Regions from separate parts of the Homo sapiens genome. Here regions 1 and 3 are each linked to region 2. Evidence: chromatin loops called from intact Hi-C (ENCODE). Cell type or tissue: PC-9. All regions are shown on one strand.

Evidence for each region. Hi-C counts contacts between places; a loop is a spot of excess contacts. Peaks named below come from ENCODE experiments on the same cell type or tissue, not always from the same donor. Only the 100,000 strongest peaks of a DNase experiment are listed, where the experiment ranks them.
Region 1: it touches region 2 in a loop (4-fold over the local background); 2 of 110 quality-filtered maps call a loop at or near these places.
Region 3: it touches region 2 in a loop (10-fold over the local background); 3 of 110 quality-filtered maps call a loop at or near these places.

The regions. Positions count from the first base shown.
Region 1 is chrX:118,456,790-118,461,789 of GRCh38, forward strand. No RefSeq gene overlaps it. Among named protein-coding and RNA genes, the nearest start is that of DOCK11, 37 kb to the right of the region's middle. In PC-9, CTCF peaks have their summits at 2,908 (motif pointing right) and 3,107; a DNase peak (open chromatin) is centred at 2,902.
Region 2 is chrX:119,064,572-119,069,571 of GRCh38, forward strand. No RefSeq gene overlaps it. Among named protein-coding and RNA genes, the nearest start is that of CT47C1, 5.9 kb to the right of the region's middle. In PC-9, CTCF peaks have their summits at 2,659 and 2,860; a DNase peak (open chromatin) is centred at 2,630; H3K27me3 peaks cover 507 bases.
Region 3 is chrX:118,601,174-118,606,173 of GRCh38, forward strand. DOCK11 (dedicator of cytokinesis 11) reads left to right here. Exons shown (of 53, transcript NM_144658.4): 24 at 4,065-4,183. Among named protein-coding and RNA genes, the nearest start is that of DOCK11, 110 kb to the left of the region's middle. In PC-9, CTCF peaks have their summits at 520 (motif pointing left), 2,908 (motif pointing right) and 3,111; a DNase peak (open chromatin) is centred at 528.

The DNA.
Region 1 (5,000 bases), 610 kb before region 2:
AACCCTGTCTCCCAGCAGTAAGAGTAATCCACAGAAACATGAACTAAAAATGGCCCCATACATTTTAGAGCTGTGTTTCCAATAAAAATGTACTTCTCATGCTTAATAATTATTGATTAAAATTGTTGTGGCCAGGTGCAGTGGCTCATGCCTGTAATCCCAGCACTTTGGGAGGCCGAGGCAGGCGGATCACTTGAGGTCAGCAGTTCGAGACCAGTCTGGCCAACATGGCGAAACCCTGTCTCTACTAAGAATACAAAAATTAGTCAAGCGTGGTGATATGTGCCTGTAATCCCAGCTCCTCGGGAGGCTAAAGCAGGAGAATCGCTTGAATCTGCGAGGCAGAGGTTGCGGTGAACTGAGATCCCACCCCTGCACTCCAGCCTGGGCAACAGAGCGAGACTCCGTCTCCAAAAAAAAAAAAAAAGAAAAGTTACGTTTATGTTGATTGTCTAGTAATATAAATTGTAAATAAATAATTTGTGAAGCTATTTTAATTCAGAAGAAAAGTGTTAACATTTTAGAGCATTGTGTTGACAGAAAATTAAAAATTATTTCAAGTTTAATGTGTATCTGATTATTTGCTGCAAGGAAGTACGACAGGATGACCTATATAAATACTTTCAGAATACAAAAGATATCATTAGGATAAAAATATGTGGAGGAAGAGGAATGGATTTATAAGTTCAAACAGAAAAGGGAATGATGTATAGCCTTCAACTGTTAAGGAGCTTGTCTTTATGTTTTTTAGAGGAATGATGTTGTCAAATTGATATGGTATGAGCCCTATGGTATGATAAACGTATCTTAATAAAGTTGTTATTTTTAAAAAGAAAACTGCTAGGGCAGTAAGATTCCAAAAGTAATGTAAGATTTCTTCTAAAATATTTACAAAATGCCAAAATTGCATTCTCTCCAGTATTTTAACTTATGATGTAAAAGTTTAAATGTCAATTTTAAAACATGTCAGGAATTATGTATAACAAATGTTGAAGACCACTGGGGTAGAACATGAAGGATGAGGAAGACTGGCATAAGGTAAGCTGGGTCTGGGTCCTTTTGAGCTTTCACGCATTGTTCTCTCTCTCTCTTTTTATTTTTTTTGAGAAGGAGTCTCGTTCTGTCACCTAGGCTGAAGTGCAGTGGCACAATCTCGGCTCACTGCAACCTCCGCCTCCCGGGTTCAAGCGATTCTCCTGCCTCAGCTTCCCGAGTAGCTGGGATTACAGACTCCTGCCACCACACCCGGCTAATTTTTGTATTTTTAGTAGAGACAGGGTTTCACCACGTTGGCCAGGCTGGTCTCGAACTCCTGATCTCAGGTGATCTGCCCGCCTCGGCCTCCCAAAGTGCAGGGATTATTACAGGCGTGAGCCACCGCGCTCAGCCTTCATGCATTGTTCTGAGAGCAATGGGCTGCTCTCAATGTGAAGAGTGGGGTGGGCAGAGGGTGTCAAGAACGGGTAAAACCAGAGGCTGAGCAAGCAGCTAGGAAAATGTGGCAGTAATCCAGGCAAGAAATGATAGTGGCTTGGACCAGAGTGGTAGCAGTAGGAGGACAATTCCTTCCCAGGATTAGTTTGAGGATAAAGTCTTGAGCATGAAAAGGATTGAGTGGGGCACAACTGGAAACTACTAGTGCTGTTATTAAATACAAACCTCATAAAGCAATACGACAGCTTATATTGCTAAACCAAATTGCAAATCAACAAGAAAAGATAGCCATCGGATATGCTAACAACAATGCAGTACATCATTTGGAAGGTCATCATTATTCATTAAAAAGGTACCAAAATCCTCCCAGCTCCATCAGCAGGTAAAAAGACATTTCAGGTCTTTTATTTAAACTGGTGTACACTACTTAGGATAGTTACTTCTGAATTTACACCTAGAGGGTCTGTGTATTGTAGACCTTAAGCTGGGGCTCCCCAGCTGCTGGGCCATGGACTGGTAATGTCCGTGGCCCATTAGGAACCGGACTGCACAGCAGGAGGTGAGCAGCAGGCTGGTGAGCATTTTACCGCCTGAGTGCCACCTCCTGTCAGATCAACAGTGGCATTAGGTTCTCATAGGGGCATGAACCCTATTGTGAACTGCGCATTATGAGAGGGACCTAGGTTGCAAGCTCCTTGTGAGAATCTAATGCTTGATGATCTGAGGTGGAACAGTTTCATCCCAAAATCATTTCCCACCCCACCCCACCCTACCATCCGTGGAAAAATTGTCTTCCATGAAACTGGTGCCTGGTGCCAAAAAGGTTGGGGACCACTGCATTAAGCAATTATCTCTTATAACCTTGTCCCACGTTCAGAACTGCATAAAAATTCATTTGAAGTCACAGAACCATCACTTGGATCGAGTCCATCCCCCTCAACTTCCATTTCTTTGGATGACAGTTTTTTGTTGATCACTTTTTCTTTCAACAATTTTGAAAATAATTGGGAATGGAGTGATGTGTATGGTATTTTGAAATAACTACTAAATGTCCATCCCCATTCCTGAAAGTGAAGTTCTGAAATATATATATATATAATATATATGTAAATATGTTTATATATAAAATATATATAAGGTGACAAAATATTACAAAAATTAAGTCAATTATGAATTAAAATGGGCTTTTTAATAGAAAAGTTTTTAAAAATTTCTTTAAAATGATGCTGCACATCAGGGAGTAGAGTGTGTTCTGGCTCTTCCATTAGCTTTATGACTTTGGGCAAATAGCTTCCCTCTCCCTGTGCCTCAGTTTCCCCATCTGCAAAATAAGGGATTGGACACAAAGATATTTCAATCCCTCCAGCTCTAACTGTGGTGATCTCACCACCTAATTTACCTATAGCTGTTTCTTTTTCCCTCTAGGCTTGCCGTTTGTAGGCCATTGTATAATTTCATTTCACCTCCACTAGAGGGTGGCCAGGGAAAGGAGATGAGGCTCAAACCAGCTATTTGTATTCTTTGCCGGCAAAAAACCAAAAAATAATGTTGGCAGAAGAAATCGATATTACATGGACAAGAATGAAACTGGGATTTCAGTTGGTTTCGTTTGTCTTAGCTGTTATGCTCCTATGTTATACAAAGGAATCATGAGAGAGGTGTTTTACATAATTTTCTTTTAAATTAATATAAGGAAATCAAGCACAGTTGACCATCCGTATCCTTGGATTCTGCATCCATGGATTAAACCAACCTCAGATCAAAAATATTCTAAAATAAAATGAAATAAAAAATGACAATACAACAATAAAAAGTAATACAAATGTTTAACAATAGAGTATATCTACACAGCATTTACATTGTATTAGGTATTATAAGTAAGCTAGTGATGATTTAAAGTATACAGGAAGGCTGGAAACGGTGGCTCACGCCTGTAATCCCAGCACTTTGGGAGGCCGAGGTGGGCAGATCACTTGAAGCCAGGACTTCGAGACCAGCCTGGCCAACTTGTTGAAACACTGTCTCTACTAAAAATACAAAAATTAGTCGGGCTCGGTGGTACGCGCCTGTGATCCCAGCTACTCAGAAGGCTGAGGGAGGAGAATCACTTGAACCCGGAAGGTGGAGGTTGCAGTGAGCTGAGATCATTCCACTGCACTCCAGCTTGGGTGATAGAATGAGACTGTGTATATACACACATACATATATACAGGAAGATGTACGTAGGTTATACAAATACTACACCATTTTATATACGAGACATGAGCATCCATGAATTTTGGTGCCCATGAGGGTCCTGGAAACAATCCCCTTTGGATACCGAGGGACAACTGTATATACTTGCCTCCTCCAGACTGTATGTCCCCAGCTAATAAATACAATCTCTACTAAATCAATCTTCAAGCACACCCCCTTCCCATTCTTTGTACTGGAATTTCCAGTCAAGAATTGTGATCAGGAACCTTCCCTGATTCCAATTTGCTTGCCACAGAAAATTCTAGCTCTCTGGCCAACTTTCTGACCAATTTTGTTTCCCATTACTTCCCAGAAAATATCCTCTACCGGAAAGACACAGCTTTTCATTAAGATCCCACAAACGTAGCCTTGGTGTTTTCAGGGCTGACCTACTGTGTTGCGATAACGCTGCAAGCTGGAGTCAAAAGATTTTAGTGTACCAGAGCTTGTTAGAGAATGGCTGATTCCAGGGCTGGGCAAGGTAAGCACAAGGTGAGCCTGGAGCATATTTTTATGCCAGAAATTAAGGAAGTGCTCAAAATAAATGATGGTGGTATGTCACAAGGACAGGTACCACCTTGAAGGGACCATGGGCCAAATCTGGGAAAATTGAGATTCAAAATAATTAAATACAGTAATGAATTAGGACATGTTAAAAAATTAGTAAAGATATAAGTTCATACCAATAATAGATAAATAAATCGCTAAATAAAATGAAGAAGGGAGAGAACTTTACAGTAGAATTCAATTGTGAATGTGGAAGAAGTACTAGAGGTGGAAAATCAGTATTTTGCAACCATCATAGTAAATATTGGTTCAGACAAGAGTCATCAATGGATTTAGATGAGGAGTAGGCTATTTGCATGGTCTTAAAGTATTACCCCACTGGCCAGGCGTGGTGGCTCACGCCTGTAATCCCAGCACTTTGGGAGGCCGAGGCAGGTGGATCAACTGAGGTCAGGAGTTCAAGGCCAGCCTGGTCAACATGGTGAAACCCTGTCTCTACTAAAAAATACAAAAATTAGCCAGGCGTGGTGGCAGGTGCCTGTAGTCCCAGCTACTCAGGAGGCTGAGGCAGGAGAATCACTTGAACCGGGTAGGCGGGGGTTGCAGTGAGCCGAGATCACGCCATTGCACTCCAGCCTGGGCAACACGAGCGAAACTCTGTCTCAAAAAAAAAAAAAAAGTATTACCTCACTGACTGCTTGTTAATTACATAGCAAAAAGAATAACTATACAGTAAAGAAATTGGACATCACCTTGACCAAGTGATCAAAACTAATATCACCAGTGGGACAGATGGATAACATGTGCCTCTGGTTTGACACCCT
Region 2 (5,000 bases):
TTTCTGTGGTTTGGACAGTGTTCACATTTTGTCTGGTTTCAGCCATTACAGAGTTATCTTGCTTCTGCCTTGATCCATCATAGTCACAGAGTTGCCTTGTCTGATATTGGCATTCTGTGGATTTATGTTCAACAGAACAACAAGACCTAGTTTGGTGTTGCTGCTAGTGCTAGGCCAGCTCCTAGCAACAGCAAGGCCTAGCTGATGGTACTAGTCCAACTCCTGGATGGTAGGAGATGCTTTTCTCTTTCTCATATGAGTATTTTACCAGAAGGGCATGTGCAGGGAGCTACCTTAAGTGCATTTCAAATAGGCTCCTGAATACCTCCATCCATCCCACAGGTGTTCTACCTCCAAAGCCCTGTTCTCTGACCCCACTGCATTGCTCTGTTTCCATCTATCCAACCCCTGCTCTATTTCTGGGCCAAGTCCTACCTCTTCTACGAAGACATCTCTGACCACTCCACACCAAAATACTTTCTCACTACTCTGATCTCGGTGCCTTTACTGTTTGATCTGTTTCTTTGACATTTTCTGGTTATATCAAGACTCTCCGGCTCACTACCATATCCTAAGGCCTAACACTACATATGGTCTAGTGAAGCGGTAGCATGTACTGCTATTTAACCTTTAATGCATAGGTTTTGTCCCCCCAGCTGAACTCCAAGCTACTCGAGGGCAGGAATTATATGCTGAGGACCCATATGTTGCTTATGTGCCAGGCTTTGTTCTAAGATTTTACATATATTAGTTCATTTAACACTCACAACAAGCCTATGTGATAAGTGCTCTTATTATCTACATTTTTCGTATTTTAAAAAACCCACTGAAGTTCAGGGAGGCTAAATAACTACCCAAGATCACGCAGGTACTAAGTGGCAGAGCTTGGGTTAAAATCCAGGCAGTTCAGCCCCCGAGTTTGACAAATTCTTTGTTTTATATTCACAGCAGGGACATCTGGAATTAAAACGTACCATCCTCTGGAGAAAGTCATCCTTATTCATTTTTTCCCTGGACCTGAGGTGCCTCTCAAGGAGTTGGAGAAATCAGAATCTCCCTAATAGAGATGAGCTCAAGGGTAAAAAAAAAAAAATGTGATGGATAAGATCTAAGCTTACTACACAGATAAATGACTGCATATTACCCGCATACCAAAGCACTTTTTCCTTTACAAAACCCTTGCCTGCAAATTCCTTCAAAGAGAAAGCACCCTAATGCATTTCAAATAAGCTCTCTGTATGCAACATTTCCCTTTTCAGCCCTCCCGCATCTCTCCCCACCCGCTCCAACTGTCAGTGGAGTGGCTTGAGTGGGAACTGCTATAGGTTTTTAGAACTTATGGTAGTGAATGTGTGTCCTTTTAACTTCCAGAAGACTCTGGAGGTCAGTGGGCTGGTGAGGCAACCTGTTGCCAAACAGTGCCAAATGGTCATTTGAAGCTAAACCAGCCCAGAGGATGAGCTGTGGGCTGTACTGCAAAGGGAGTTGTTTGGTTGTTGGCATGGGGCTTCCTGAACTAGACCTGTCAAAGAGCCCATGGAGCTATCTTGAAATGTTCTTTAGTTACAGTCCTTTACAGTAGCTCCTTCAATTGCCCCATCGATAGCCCTGCCATGAGAAACAAGAACCCCTTCTGCAAGCCATTTGGAATATAGAGGAAGGGGAAATCATTATCTATCTATCTATCTATCTATCTATCTATCTATCTATCTATCTATCTGGCCAAGAGTGGCCTGATTTTTGTTCTCATTTCTTTGAACTGAGGTCCACTCCGTTATAACCTTGCTTTGTTCTTTCCCAGTCCTAGACTGCCATAGATAGTGGGCTTGCAGCTTTGTATGGAGGCATTCATTGGGCACCAGTGCACTGACAGTCTCTGAAGAATTATTAGGTCAGCTGGTTCCAAAGCATTTCAGGCTGATTAAGGCCCTGGAAGAATCTTTTTCCTAGCCCCTTCTGTTACCTCTTCCGTGCCTTCCCCTCCAGTTCACTCAGAGGCTGGTTCATGACCAGTTGCAAAAAGCAGGGTAGTAGCGCATACGAATCTTCTCTCTAAATCCTCTTCAGATGTATTTCACTTATAATACGTGTTCTTGAAAATATGCATTAATAAAATTGTGTTTGCTTGAATAGAGAAGCTACCATCACTGTGTGGATTAGAATGGCATTGGTGTAAAAATCTATGAAGATAATACATGCCAAGTTAGATCAATGCAGTTTGGTAGGTGGTATCTCCTTAGATCCTCACAATGCCACCCTTATCCTCCGGTTACAAGTAAGGAAACTGAGGAAGAGTGATTCCCAGAAAAAGAAGAGGAAGACAAGATAAAGAGGTAAAAGATAAGAGAAGAAAAGTACGGGAAGTTTTGGGCAGAAGGTAAGAGGATATTGGTAGAGCTTTGTGGGGGTGGGTTAGGAGAGGTGAGGGGAAGCTTTTAGGTAAGGACAGATGTCCTTATTGTGAATCTGGAAGGGCACAGAAAAGAAACCAAAACTTAAACATTTCTGGAGGCACTGCCTGGGCCACCCTCCTGGAATGAGAAGATCTGAGGTCAGAGTAGCTAAAAAAAAAAAAAAAAAAAAATCCTTCTATAAATTATGCCTTCTCTTGGAGCGAAGTGCGACCTCTACTCTGAAACAGAGTCATACAGCACCACTCAGTGGCAGTCTCTCGGTAGTGCACCGAGAGTGTCTGCAGCAGCCACCCGGACCCAATGAATCAGAACCTTGAAAGACAGAGGAGAGGCGGTTATGTTATTTTATTTAATCCCCACGAGGTTTTGATGTGATGCCACATTTGAGAATTTCAGGCCAAACTTGTGCTTTCTCTATGATATGAAGACTTTTTAATTTAATCCCCATGAGATTCTGATGTGCTGCCACATTTGAGAATTTCTGGCCACACTTGTGGTTTCTCTATGACATGAAGGCTTTTTCTGATGCCAATCAGTGTGGCAGGAGGCACCTGGGCAAAGCAGAACCTAGACCCTCTCTTTGCTCTTTGCATTCTCTTCTCAGGAGTTTCCTTCTTTCTCATCAACTATCACTTCTCAGTGCATGATTATGTATTAGGTGCTGTGGTGATATAGCATGGCACAAGACAAACAAGATGTCTGTTCTCATGGAGCTTACAGGGAGAAAGACAGCAAATCTATACTTACAGATGGTGATAGGTTCTATGAAGGTAGTAGACAGATATGGCAGTGAGACAGAAAATAACTGAGGTCAGAGAAGGCCTCTTTGAGGAGTTGACATTGAAGCCAAGACTTGAAGGTTGAGAAGAAGCCAGCCATGGGAAGAGTAGAAGCAAGGTCTTGCACACCAAGGAGCACAGCTTGGCAAGAGGACTGCAGGCTAGATTTCGGCCCACCCTACACCTCAGCTGGATACCTTTGTGTAGAGAACAATCTGCACGATCTTACATGAGAGTAGGGGGTAAGGGGATTGTTCCAGCAGATGGAATTTCATGTGTAGGCAAGAACATGTATTCTAGAAATTATGAGAACAGTGCCAGGAAAAGACTAGATCACAAAGGGTCTTATGGGGTAAGATAAGGAGTTTGTATCTTATTTAATTCACAAGAAGCCAGTGAAGGTTTTTAAACAGGATGACTGAAAGATATGAATTATATTCTTTAAAAAACTCTCTAGTTGTGCAGAGAATCCACTGGAAGGGGAAAAACCAGTTAGGAGGCTATTGAGTAGTCAAATCAGAAATGCTAAAGGTTTGCATTAGAATGAGAGTATTAATAGTTGAAGAGATGAGAAGTGGACAGATTTGAGAGACGTTTAGGAGGTAAGCCGACAGATGGAATGGATGTAGAAAAGAATTAAAGAGGGCAACCAGGTTTCCGATGAAAGCATCTTGGTGGGTAGAAGTGCCATTTCCTAAGAGGAAAGAACAAGCAGAGAGGAGGAGCAAATCCAGAATGACATTTTAGCTACTTCAAGTTGGAGAGATCTGTGAGATACTCAAGTGGAGATGCCAAGTCAAATTTGTTATAAACTTGGAAGAGGGGTTTGAGACACAGATATCAATTTGGAAATTATAATCATTGGGTTATCTTCAAGGCCTTGAAACAAAGATTAGATCACTGAGGGAAGGGAGTATAGAAAGGCAAAGTCCCAGAACAGAGCCCAGAGAAACTCTAGTTTGGGGGAATGAGGTAAAGAGTGGCCAAAGAGGAGAAAACTCAGAAAACTGTAATGCCACAGAAATCCTGAAAGGGGCTGTTTAAGGAAGAGTAATGTGGGTAGCTGCTGCTGAAGGATCAAGAAAACTGAGAATAGAAAGAGACTGATGGCTTTGACCACATGGTGGTCATTGCAGACCATAGTCGGAGCAAGGGCACCAAACTGGAAAAATAAGAAGTGGTGGTCAGAGTGTGGAATTCTTAAGATTTTTTAATCTTGAGATTTTGGGAGTGATGTATATTTTCATTAAGAAAGGTCTAGGATCCTTGGCATGGTCCTGAGAGTAAGTGGATGAGGTAGGGTAGATGGCAAATTATTGGAAATGTAGAAGCTGAGAAACAGAAACGTTTGTGTGTTCAATGGCAAAATTGTCAAAGATTTAGGGTGGAGGGAAAGTGTAGTGAAACTGTGGTTGCCAAGCAGTCTTGAGCGTGCTCATGACCACAAATTTTTAGTGAATTTAGTCAACCAACTTTCAATATTTTTATCTGCTTCATTTAGTGGCAAGGAAAAAGTAATATAGTGCAATTCAACTAGAGTTTGGGGTTTTGCCTAGTAGATATGATAGACAGCTAAGAGGAGAAAGGGAATGGAGTGAGTGAGTAGGTATCAGTTTCCTATTGCTGCTGTAACAAATCACCACAAACTTTGTGGCTTAAAATACAGACTTAAAATATTAGAGTTGCAGAGGTCAGAAGTGTCATTGAGCTGAAATCAAGGTGTGGGCAGAGCTGTATTCCTTCTGGAGACTCTAGAGGAGAATCTGTTTCTTTGACTTTTCCAGCTTCTACAGCCTGCCCACTTTCA
Region 3 (5,000 bases), 460 kb before region 2:
AGCACCTTGGGAGGCCCAGGCAGGCAGATTGCTTGAGCCCAGGAGTTCGAGACCAGCCTGATCAACATGGTGAAACCCATCTCTATAAAAAAATACAAAAATTAGCCGGGCATAGTGGCACACACCTGTAATCTCAGCTACTTAGGAGGCTGAGGTGGGAGGATCGTTTGAGCCTGGGAGGTTGAGTCTCCAGTAAACTGTGATCATGCCACTGTACTCCAGCCTGGGCCACAGCGAGACCCTGTCTCAAAAAAAAAAAAAAAAGAAAAAAGTATGATAATCATCTAACTTTTAAATCCTTTCCTCAGGTAAATATCTAGGACTTCAATATGTATGAATGCTTTGTTAAGGTTTGTTCTTCACATGGGAAAGTTTTATAAAAGTTTCAATCAAGTGGAATGGAAAAGAACATCATTTTCATATATACGGGTATTCTTAAAATAGAAAAGTTCTCGTATTTGTTTTTCTGAAGATGTGGAATTTCTGGTATTTATGTGACCTACGCTCTCCCTCTAGTGGTAGTCAATGAAATACCATGTGATTTCAGAAATAGCCAAGCTCCTCTATATAACCTTAGTGCTGAAAAGGATTCTTAAGACTTTTTTTCTTTCTTTCTTTTTTTGAGACAGGGTCTCACTCTGTCGCCCAGGCTGGAGTGCAGTGGCGTAATCTCAGCTCACTGCAACCTCCGCCTCCTGGGTTAAAGTAATTCTCCTGCCTCAGCCTCCCGAGTAGCTGGGACTACAGGCGCCCGCCACCATGCCCAGCTAATTTTTTTTTTTTTTTTGTATTTTTTAGTAGAGATGGGGTTTTGCCATGTTGGCCAGGCTGGTCTTGAACTCCTCACCTCAGGTGATCCGCCCACCTGGGCCTCCTAAAGTGCTGGCATTACAGGTGTGAGCCACCATGCCCGGCCAAGACTTTTTTTTTTTTTTTTTTTTTTAACAGATGAGGAAGCTGGGGCCCAAGTAGAGGTGACTTGCCTGTAGACATTCAACTGGTTAGTAGCAGAACTGGGGTGAGACTATGACAAGTCCCATGTTCTTTCTACCACACCTTGCTATCTCTTGTTCCTATAAATGACATTGTTTCAAGAATTCATTTACCATCCACTTGTTGAGCTCTTGTTATATATTTAGTATTTTCCTAGCTCTTTGAGGCTTACAGAGAAGAATAATTTAGGGTTATTGTCCATAGGGGAACTTACAGTCTAACTGAAGAGACAGGACATACATAAGTTAAATGACAGTCTGTCAATAATACAATTAATAGTTCAAAGCAATATATGATTAAATGTCCAGTATGTGATACAGGGCACAAGTGCTGAGGGTTCGGTGAACTGAGGAACTACTGTAGACTAGAGGGCTCCTGTCTTTTTTTTTTTGGAGACAGAGTCTCACTCTGTTGCCCAGGCTGGAGTGCAATGGTATGAACTCAGCTCACTGCAACCTCTGCCTCCCGGGTTCAAGCTATTCTCCTGCCTCAGCCTCCCAAGTAGCTGGGATTACAGGCATGCACCAATATGCCTGGCTAATTTTTGTATTTTTAGTAGAGACAGGGTTTCACCATGTTGGCCAGGCTGGTCTCGAACTCCTGAGTTCAAGTAATCCGCCTACCTCAGCCTCCCAAAGTGCTGGGATTACAGGTGTGAGCTGCCGCGCCCGGCCTACTTTCTTATTTTATTCATTTATTCAGTAAGTCACCAAATATTTATTGACCATGTAGTATGGGCCAGACATTGTTCTGGATGCTATGAATCAAATGGGGAACAGTTTAGACAGCATACCTTTTCTAGTTGTGGTAGAGAGATTATAAGTGAGTGCCATGAAGAAAAGAGCAGGTTAATGAGATCCAACATGACCAGGAGTGTATTCTACATAGAGTTGTCAGGGAAGGCCTATTGGGGGAAATAGCATTTCAAGCTGAAAGGATGAGAGGAAGACAACCTTAGGGGGTAAAGTCGTGTAAAAGGATAACAGAATATCACAGTAGGTGTAAACACCTTACATCAGCATGTTTGAAGGACAGAAAAATAAAAGACCGTGTAGCTATAGTACAGTGTGCATTGTGAGGGGAGGATGGCAAGTGACAGGTTTGGCGGGACAGGCCGGGTATGTCGTAGGCATGGAAGCTTATGATAGCTCTTTGTTCGTGGTAGTTTGTTTTGTTTTGTTTTGTTTTTTAACAACAGAAAGATGGCAATGTCTAATTTGCATTTCAGAAAGAACACTCTGGCTGTCATGTTGAGAATAAATTACAGAGGACTGCTACTGGTAGCAGGGAATGCCCATCTCTCTTTTCTACCTGGCACTATTCTATTTATCATTTACCCTTTCTCATCTCTGAGGCCTTACCAGACATTCCCTACCCACTTGCACACTCAGTTGCTTCTTTGTGCATTTTGTATATTCCATGATCATGCTATTTACTGTTGATATTGCAATTATTTAGTTCCATGTGTTTATCCCCTGTACACTGTGAACTACTTGATGGTAGAAACCATGGCCTTTATTTGTTTGGGTTTACTTTTGTTTTTGGTGTGCTTGGCTATTGGAAGTTCATTTGTTTGCCCTTTGTCGAATGAGAAAATGAATGGTTTCACTGAAGTGGGGATTTGTACTTGCCTTGAAAGAGTAGCCAGGATTTGGCTAAAAACGATGAACAGACACAAAGGCAGGAAAGTATATGATATATTCAAGAACAGTGAAGAAACCAGAGATACCAGTTTGGCCTTGTAGAGAACAGTGATGATTGTTTAGGCTGAAAATGTCAGTTAGGTCTGAAATAACTTGGTCTTGATACTCTACGCCAGGATTTCTCAATCTTCGCACTATTGACATTTTGAGGTAGAGTTATTCTTTGTCCGTGAGGGTCTGTGTGTGCGTCGTAGGATATTTAGCAGCATTGCTGGCCTCTGACCACTAGATGTCAGTATCACTCCCTGGTTGTGACCACCAAAACTGTTTCCAGACATTGCCAAATCTGTCGGGAACAAAATGGCCCCTGGTTGAGAACCACTGCCATAGGCTATGGGGAGACATCGAAAAAATCTTGGCAGGAGGTGGTCTAATGTAACGAGTATTTGAGGAAGATTAATTTAGAAATGAGAGTTGGATGTATGGAGAGTAAAGAGAAATTGTACAGAGACCTGCTAAAAAGAAAATGATTTATACTATTTTGGTTATTGATTAGAGGGTCTTGAAGACAGATAGTGGCAAAAGTCAGGGAATCTGGGAAAGAGAATTTATGAGTTTTTTAAGTACAGAGACTTGATTTATCCACCTCTCTATTTCCCCTAGCACTACACATTGAATTGATATAGAAAGATGCTCAGCGAGGTTTGTTTCCTTTTTTTTTTTTTTTTTTTTTTTTTTTTGGTTAGCTGGTTGAGTGAGTGAATGATGTGGAGAGAAGGGAAGAAAGAAGAAAGAAATTGAACAACTTTCACTGTTTGTATTATTTCTCTGTATATATGATCACGTTTCTTCTTTTTGATGTTTGTAACGCACTTATCATTGGAGACACAGTGTTAGCACTTTGAAGGAAATGTATTGTGAGATTCTTAGACTGCAAAAGTGCTTCCGTTTTGTAGTGGTGATGGTGTAGAGCCAATTACATATAGAACCACTCTTTATTGCATTCCACTTAACTTGTCACCAGATTAACTGATGCCCACATTCCCCTGCAGAACATACAGAATGCCTGGGGGTTAGTAGATGCATCTCCAGTATCATCTCCAAACATCTGTTCCTCCCCACTGCCCCAGGCAATTGAGTGTTGGTTTACCAGGAGTCAGTTGTCAATTTTCTAAAAACTGTTTATCCAAATTATACTTATTAGCTTTAGTAAAGTGTTTAATGTTAAATAACAAAATCTGAGTGCCAAATAGAGGTGTGGATTAAGTAATTAACAAAAAAGCCCCCTATCCAATGGAAAGCTCACTTTTAATTGAGCTTATATGCTAGTCAATGTATTTCTCACTACTTAATTTTTTTGCTGTTTCACATTTGCAAATTTTATCATATTTCTGTTTGTTTTCATAACTAATAATGACTTAATTTTAGTGTTTGCATGCCATGGAGATCCAAGTCATGATACAGTTTCTACCTGTAATTCTTATGCAACTCTTCCGAGTTCTCACAAATATGACCCATGAAGATGACGTTCCTATCAACTGCACCATGTGAGTTTTGGTGTTATAATACAAAGATGCTATTTATTTGAGATCTTTCTTATTTTTTAATGGAGGTATTCATTACTATAAACTTCCCTCTTAGAACTGCTGTTGCATTCCATAGGTTTTGGTATGTTGTGTTTTCATTGTCATTTGTCTCAAGATATTTTAAATTTTCCCTTTTCTTTTTTGACTCAGGAACATGTTTAATTTCCACCTATTTTGAATTTTCCACGGTTTCTCCTGTGATTGATTTCTAGTTTCATTCCATTGTGGTTGGAAACAACACTTGATATGATTTCAGTCTTCTTATAATTCTTAGGGCTTGTTGTGTGGCCTAACATATATGGTCTATTCTGGAGACTATTCTATGTGCTCATGAAAAGAATGGATATTCTGTTGCTGTTGGATGGAATGTTCTGTATATGTCTGTTAGGTCTATTTGGTCTAAGTGTAGTTCAAGTCCAATGTTTCCTTATTACTTTTCTGTCTGGTTGATCTGTCCATTGTTGAAAGTGGGGTATTGAAGTCCTCTATTTTTCTATTGCAATATATTTCTCCTTTCATGTTCGTTAATATTTGCTTTATGTATTTAAGAAGATAAATATATAAGTTCCAATTGAACTTTTTCCAATTATGTAAATGTTCTGCACTTGTGTTGTTCAATATAGCAGCCACCAGCCACATGTGGCTATTGAGACTTCAACTGGGGCTGGTTCAGCTGAGGAACAGAATTTTTTTTTTTTTTTTTTTTTTTGAGACAGAGTTTCGCTCTTGTTGCCCCTGCTGGAGTGCAATGTCTCACTTCGCCTCCCGGGTTCAAGCG